Linked DNA regions of Mus musculus: region 2 is linked to region 1. A link is a contact called in ENCODE Hi-C data. All regions are on one chromosome and are shown on one strand. Each heading gives the region's core, a stretch centred on a gene start or an enhancer-like site at or near the end of the contact. The rest is flanking DNA. Distances are from core to core; before and after follow the strand shown.

The links. Hi-C counts contacts between places; a loop is a spot of excess contacts on that map.
Region 2: a map of heart shows a loop between it and region 1 (5-fold over the local background). The contact joins the promoter of Cdadc1 here to the promoter of Ift88 in region 1. A Hi-C loop is called at or near these places in 2 of 37 maps with a recorded cell type or tissue (heart and regulatory T cell).

The regions. Positions count from the first base shown.
Region 1 is chr14:57,421,398-57,425,478 of GRCm38, reverse strand. Ift88 (intraflagellar transport 88) reads right to left here and starts at 1,408. Exons shown (of 26, transcript NM_009376.2): 1 at 1,292-1,408.
Region 2 is chr14:59,595,316-59,599,446 of GRCm38, reverse strand. It overlaps Cdadc1 (cytidine and dCMP deaminase domain containing 1), which reads left to right and starts at 1,488. Exons shown (of 10, transcript NM_027986.3): 1 at 1,488-1,692; 2 at 2,488-2,585. The coding sequence starts at 1,611.

The DNA.
Region 1 (4,081 bases), core at 159-2,658:
GGCTTCTGCAGCAAACACTTTGCCAACTGAGCATCTCCACAGCCCCAGAATGTTGATCAATAGGTTCCCAAGGGATGGATGCTGAAGCTGCTGCTCCATCGATCACACTTTCAAATCATATACTCAAAAGCTCCCTCCTTACAAACTCTTCTGATCTCACTTTCGTTTATTCATAAGGTATTGAAACAATCAGCTTTTAGAACTAGACCTTTCTTCTGGCTTTTAACCAGATTTACACACACACACACCTGGGAGACAGACCAATAGTGGAATACACAAAATTTTAAAGATGTAGAAAGCAAGGCTAGGAAATAGTAAATGAATTATCCTTTACTAACAACTATGAATGGCTAAGAAATAATACAACTCAGTATTTCTATATTCTCCAAGGTGGTTCAAAAATAATTTGGGATGCTGTCACTTCAATATTGCCAGTGAAACTATTTTACATGGCAAAGTCCTTTTTATATACTTCTACCTTGATACAGTTCACACTCAAAATGCCTATTGTAGTTTCTCCAAAGTTACCAACCAGAGTTGAAGATAAAAAGGAAAAGTGGAATTTTAGGCTTTTGGGAAAACAGTAGTCAGATATCTTTTGTCTGTGCATCCTTAGATTCAACCAACTAGAAACTGAAAACATTTGGGAGAAATTTTTTATCTGAACTGAACATGCACAGGCTCCCCCCCCCCCCCCCCGCCCCCAGCCTCCCGAGCGTGCTTTTCATTATTCCCTGAACAATTAGGCATAACAATTAATTATAGAGCAATAAACAGTCTAAGATAACAAAAATGGGAAAATGGCTTATATACAATACAAATATACCATCGTATATATGTGAAAGAGCACCTGGGAACTTTGGTATCCAGGGAAACTGGGTGTCCTAGAATCAATTCCCAGAAGATATGTTTTTATCTTTATAAGACTGTGATTTATTCATTCTTTTCTGTACTTTTGCTTTTACTCCCGATTACTAGGTAATCAAAGCTTCACCGGATGCAAGTATTAGAAATGTTCGCTGTAACCTACTGTGAAACTCTAAAAGTTTCACTGCTGCCATGGCATCGCCAAGCCGTGTGACATTAGCCCGGGTAGCCGTGCCGGGTGGAGCGGGAAGTCCACCCCCTGAGAGGAGCACCATCCAAGTGTTGGCTACGGAAGCGCAGTCGCCAGGAGCCGGGCTTGGGCGCCGCCAGCCCGCCTGCCCTCGCGACCCCGCCGCCGCTCACGCACGGGGCAGGGAGAGGGCAGCAGGGAGGGTGGCCGCGAGGGGCCGGGCGCTTCTCCTACCTCGCGCCGAGGAGGAGCGGGCTGACCACGAGTGGGCCGAGGGAAGAAGCGACGCCTGATCCTAGGCAGGCCAGAGCGGGACGCCCAGCCGTTGCCAGGCGCGACTCCAAGGAAGCCGCTCCCACAGGCCTCCGCGCCGCGTGGGCGAGGCCGGAAGCTCGTGACCGGAAGTGCAGGGCTGCTGGGACCTGTGGTCCGCCAACAGCGGAGTGATTCTCGAGGCTGGCCCAATGTTTATGGTGGTCCAGGAGATGCTACAGGTGTAGGAGTAATCACAAGAAGGAAACCAAGGTCGAGTGAACCCCGAGGCAGCCATCCCCAAAGCTGGAGACCAGAGCAAGATGGCCCGGATGAATAGAATGTGTCCCAGAGCCACTACGCGGCTTGGGAACCTTGGAAGACTGTTTTCTGTGGAACATTGCGTAGAATTGTACGCGTCGTCCCATAAATTTGTCATATTAATCCTGTCTGGGTTCTCTCTAAATAAATTTAATCTGAAAATTAAAAAGTAAAGGTAATGTAATGCCAGCTATGATGACGCACATCTGCAATGGGAGTAGAGATGACGCTCAGGAGTACAAGACCAGCAGGGGACACCCTGTCTTAAAGACAAAATAATATTTCTTTCCGGAGCAAATGTTGGGCATGTTGACTTGAAGCCCGTTATAAAAAAACTGAAGTTTACTAACCTTTATTGTTCAGTTGTGTCAGAAAGTCATTGAATATGTAACATCCACCTTAGCCTCCCACGGATGGGGGTGGGGACAGATGTAGGGGACAAACTATTAGATTGGTCAGGTTCGGGCTACTTGGTGTGTTTTGAAGACTAAACCTCTTTATCTCTGATCCAGGTGTGTTGTATCAGCATTCAGAAGGTTACCTTGCAAGTGGGGTATATCGTACAGTAACTGACAGTATCTGGCAACTGTGTGTCAATAAGTAGTTGTTACGTTAATTAGTGAACATCATGGGGATATTTTAAGTTACTGCACTTCAATATAGAAAGAAAAAATACTGGAATCACAAGTTACTGCACTTCAAAAAAGAAAGATAAATACTAGAGTCAATCTTTTTCTTTTTCTTTTTTCTTTTTTCTTTTTTTTTTTTTGTTTGTTTGTTTGCTTGTCTTTTGAGACGGGGTTTCTCTGTGTAGCCCTGGATGTCCTGGAGCTCTCTGTACACCAGCCTAGCCTCAAACTCCTTGGTGCTGGGATTAAAGGTGTGTGCCACCATTGTCCAGCACTGAACTTTTTTTTTTTTTAAATGACTGTACATTCAGGGTACCCAGTCCTTGTCTGAGAAGAAGACATTATGTTTTTGTTAAAATAAAGGTTCATCAGGCAACATATTTTCTTATTTGTTCCCACACTAATTATCAAATAAACTGTCAACATATGTAATTAGTTACATATAAAGTGGGATGGGTAGCAGACAAGCCTGAGTCCCATGAAGTGGGTATGGAGTGAAAGAGTTCCATGTGTGAACATGAAGAACACTAAAGGAAAAACAGGTTTGAGGGAGAACACATCAGGTGTCAGATGCCTAAAGAATGTGCAAGAAGAGATACTGAGTAAGCAATTGTATATAACAATATAAAGCTCAGAGGAGAGGGCTGGGAATGTAACTTAGTGTTAGAACATTTGCTTGCCGTGTTCAAGGCCCTAATTTGGATTCCAGCATCATCATAATCATTAAAGCTCAGAAAAAGATGCCCATCTAGAGATACACACTGGGGATTCAGTAATTCCTAAGAAAAGATAGTTTGTAAGATTGTGAGTGAGTGAGCAAGATGTATTTTTGGAATAGGGGGATGTAGAACGGCAAAAAAGACAAGAGATAGTAATGAGGGTGGGTAAATACCATCAAAATGCATGTGATGGCTATCTGTGATTGTCAACTTGACTATTTCTGGAATGAACTACAATCCAGAGATGGAGGGTACATCTGTGATCCAGATCTTGAAGCTGAAGACACAGGCTTTTGATCTGAATCTTGGCCTGGGATGACACAGTATTTTGGTCTGGATCTTGAGGAATAGTGATCATAAAAAGCTTAGGCCTAGACATGTTGGTACACACCTTTAATCCCAGGAGACAGAGGCAAGGAGATCTCTTAGTTCAAGGCCAGCCTGCTACAGAACAAGTTTCAGTTAAAGAAAAGCTGGGCCCAGGCAAGGTGGAACATGCCTTTAATTCCAGGAGACAGAGAAAAGCAGATCTCTGAGTTCAAGACCAGCCTTGCAGATTAAACACTATAAACATGTGACTCTAATAAGACATTTAGTAACCACTAGAGGAACTGTCACCTATGCTATCCAGAAAATACTATTAAGTCCAGTTAAATGTTTTAAATGATCATAATACCTTTTTTTAAGACTTTGTCTCCAATTTAGGATCTCACTAAATAATAATTCTTTAAAAAGATAAACACTGGGGGCTGGAGAGATGGCTCAGCGGTTAAGAGCACCGACTGCTCTTCTGAAGATCGTGAGTTCAAATCCCAGCAACCACATGATGGCTCACAACCATCTGTAATGAGATCTGATGCCCCTCTTCTGGTGTGTCTGAAGACAGCTACAGTGTACTTACATATAATAAATTAATAAATCTTTTTTAAAAAAGATAAACACTATTTTTTGCTACTGAAACCAATAAAAATAAAAGTTCAAAGAAATCTCCTGACCTTTGGATAAATATTTGGATCCTATATTGGAAATAAAGAGTGCACTCATATTTTAATCCAAAGCTCGGATTTGCAGAATTTCTTACTTCTAAGCTACAGGTTAAACTA
Region 2 (4,131 bases), core at 239-2,738, 2.2 Mb before region 1:
GAGAGAGAGAGAGAGAGAATGGAGCAGAGGAGGAGGAAGGTAGTAGCAACAGCAGTTCTCAAAATGTAGAGAACAACTGACCTTGCATATCCAGTCCTGAAGGTTGGATCTAGAACTCAACCCCTACACCTAACGTTCAGGATCATCTCAGAAAGGGGGGAGGGGGATGAAAAGACTGTAAGAGCCAGAGAGGATCAGGAAGCTGTCAGAACATTGTCTTCTAGTTGTTGCAGGAAAGCTCCACCTACAAAATTTCAACAACATGGCTGCCAAAACAAGACCCGAACAATGCCAACACCAGCTAACTTGCCAACATGGGTGAAATCTCCCAGGGGTCCCATATCTAGATGAAGGGTAAATAATAACAGAGGAGAAATTAGTCTTCCCCAAGAATAAGTCCCCTCAACTAGTTATCCAGTACCAAGTGATCAGTCCTAAAAGCATATACATACAAGCACATATATGTAGAGATATATGTGTGTATATATTATATACATATATAATACATGTATATAAACAATAGTGGTTAAAGAAAAACCATGAATTAATTTAAAAATGATCAGGGCCTCGGGGAGGGGGGAGATTTGTAATGATATTATATTTTAAATAAAAATAAAACTATTTTTACAATTTTTGTTCAAATATCCATCTCTGGAGTTAAGGGTTGTAGTGACCCACTCTGGATGTGGGTGTTGGGAACTGAACTCAGACCCACTGGAAGAGTAGGAAGTGTTCTTAACTGCTGGGCCATGTTTCTGACCTCTCCAGGCTTCATTTTACACTTTATATTTTTCACTGGGGGCTGAGGAGATGGTTCATTGTGTACATGCTTTAGATATAAGCTTGAGGAGTTCCTTCTGGATCCCTCAAACCCACATTAAAAAAAAAAAAAGGTCTGAGTAAAGCTGCACCAGCCTGTAGTCACAAGTGTGTAAAGTCTGAGACAGGAGGATGAAGCTCCAGTGTAGCCAACCAGTGAGCTCCAGATCCAAGCAGAGACCCATTCTCAAAACAAACATTTGGAGGGCCATATAGAGGAAGATACCCTCTGTACGGTAAGCGCGCACACGTACGCTCTATTTACAAATTCATTGGGACGGACAACTCAGATTTTTCAGGTTCCGCTGTCTACTTAACTCTTCGATCCTCCCAGTTCTCTTCTCATAGTTTGTGTGAGTTTGGATATGAAGCAGAACCAAATACCCTGGGATCCGCCCACATCTGACGGCTGGGTTCCGATGGCCCTGCTTCCCCCACCTCGCCCACTCCGGTTCTATGTTCGCCTCTCTCTGTTTAAGTCCTCCACCCTGGTCCCCTACTGTCCCGAACCAAGACAACTTCAAGCGTCCTTCTTTCTGCAAAAATCACTGAACACAGCCTGCTACACAGAGTAGCATAACTGATAGATAACCACCACCACCACCTCGGTGCGCCGGACTCTGACGTCACATTAAGCGCCGGAAGCGATGGGGGGGGCATACCGAGACGTCATCTTGCTGCGCAGAACAAGCGGTTGTTGACAGGCCGCAGAGGTGGCCGTAGGCGAGCTTCAAGGAACCTATCATGCCTGACCGGGCAAGCTGTCCTGGGCCGAGGCCTTTGGGCTGGGGATGAAAGAAACGGATCAGATGCAGAGTTTGGAGGGTTCCGGGGCCGAGAGGTCAGTCGGCACGCAGACGGGCAGCATGACGGGTGAGTGCGGTGGCCTTCTCTCCCGCCCTGCCCCTCTCCTGGCGCTCTGCACGCTTGCCCGAGTCTCCCTCCAGCTCCGCATCCTGCCTGTCCTGTGTCTCCGCACAGCCCAGCACCCTCCCTGCTCTATGTCTCCTTCCCGCCCTGCTAGCCTGCTACTCCCCCCCCCCCCCCCACACACACACATACTGCACCTCCCTGACACCCTGCCTGCCCTGTGACTCACAGCGACTCCTGTCTGCCCCGCCGTCCCTGGTCTCCTTGCCAGGCGCGCGTCCCGGACACTGTGCTGTCCAGGCTTCATAGGTCGCGTCCTGTCCTGCACTGGTGGGTGGTTGCACCTAGAGTCAGTATCCCGGAGCTGAAGAGCCTGAAATTGCGCTTTGGCAAATTCACCACCCGTGATACCTCCCTCAAGTTTTGCCTTATGGTTGAAGATCAATCATGTTCCAACCATTGCCCTTTTAGCAATGCCAGGTTCCAGAGGGGTAGGGGTGGGGACCTTGCTCCTCGGCTACATCAGAGAGGAGCCCTTATCCTATTGATTGATTGATTATTTCCAGAGCCTTTGTATCAGTTTTACTATTTTACCTGTGGGGTGAGCTGGAGAAAAAAAAAGCACCCAACTTTGGAAAGTGCCACCCGAGGTCACTGAAAGTGAGGTTGTGGCCACTCTTGCTAAGGAAGCTTTTATTCTCCTGCCTGCCAGACCATCTGCAGCTCACTCGTAGCTTTGAGCTTAGCTCCTCTGCCTTCACTAGTGAAATTCTGAAGTGCTTGCCTTCTCTTTTGTAGGTCAAATACCAAGGCTTTCTAAAGTGAACCTTTTCACCCTGCTCAGTCTCTGGATGGAGCTCTTCCCAGGAGTGGAAGCCCAAGGGCAAAAATCTCAGGTATACCTTATTTCCATAGAGAGTGTTTACCCTTGGAAAAGCAGTAGTCTAAGTCTGGTTTCATTGGCCAACTGTAGTCCTAACAGCCAAATGCAGCAAGAACCTAGGAATGGTGTCATGGCTTTTGTATGCTGTGCCTGTAACCACAGCGAACTAGCTCATATTTCCAGTCTGAAAAGTTATTTCTAGTGTGTGCCATGATTACCAGGTATTAAGGCTTTTCTTTTGGAGACATTTAGCGCCTTAAAAATGTGCATTGTAAAAGTCAGTTTGCTAGTAATACAAAATTTGGAAATCCTTTTAGCTTTATTGTCCATATTTTATCTCATCGTAATTCTGTTATATACATTTAACTTGAATCCCTTTTCAGTGCAAAAGTTTTTTTTCTCACCCTTGGTTTCTGGCATCCTCTCCTTCATCTGACAGATACCATGGAGGTTTTGTTTATTTAAGAGAAATAAGTTGGTTTTGTTTTAAATATTTTATTTGAAATCTTGTTTAGAAATCTGACCCATACCTGTTATCAGTTTAAGGCTTTAAAAATTAAAATCTAACTGGACATGGAAATAATTGCAAGAGGCATCAAAAGAAATCCTTGTTTTCTGAAAGCCGGCCAACTTGAAAAGAGGCTTGACCTAGAGACGCACAACTTTCATAACCTGACCCATCCCTGCTATTGTTCACCATGTTACAATCTTTCCAACTGTGCTTCATGCCCATATTTCCCAAGGCCATAGCCATGAAGTCACAATGCCAGGTAGGGGTCCATGAAGGCACCCTCCAAGTTATTCTAACAGTGTGTGCTAGCTTGAGAGCTTGGTTAGCAGTTTTAATGTTATCTGTATGGAAAGTATGTTTTAGCTACCAGAAAACCAAATTTACAAAATGCATAGATTACCATTATCACCTGTTTGTCATCTACTGTCAGGAAAGCATATGTGTATATTATTTTTATTAGTTTGGGTATCATGGCTGCTGCAGAGAAGCAAAACTAGTGGTAGCAATAGAGAAGAGCAGAACTAGTCCATTTTCATAATTTTGTACAAACATTATCATTATTATTATTATTACTGAAGATAATCCAATAAGCCAGAAGCATTAAAAAAATCATACTACATATGCTTCCAGGAGACTTCTCTTTGCATTAGATAATTTACTTAAAATATTTTTCAATTTTTCTCGTCTCCTTTCTAATATAAATCAGGACTACATGTCTAGTGGTGGCACAGCCCGCAGTGGACTGGGCTCTCTCATGTCAATCATTAATCAAGAAAATACCCTAAAGGCACACACACACAGCAATATGATAGAGGCAACTTCTTAATTGAAGTTCCCTCTTCCCAGGGGTCTCTAGGTGTGTCAGGTTGACAAAAAAACCACACAGAGCATGTCACAGAAGCTCCAAGATGCAGTTTGGCTTGCAGCTGTTTAAAGTATGTGTTCATTATTTATGAAGTGAACAGAGGAAAAATCCTCACTACTCTACCACCTAGAGACTGTTGACACTGTCTATTGTTCTATCCTTTTTCTTTTACTCATTTGAGAT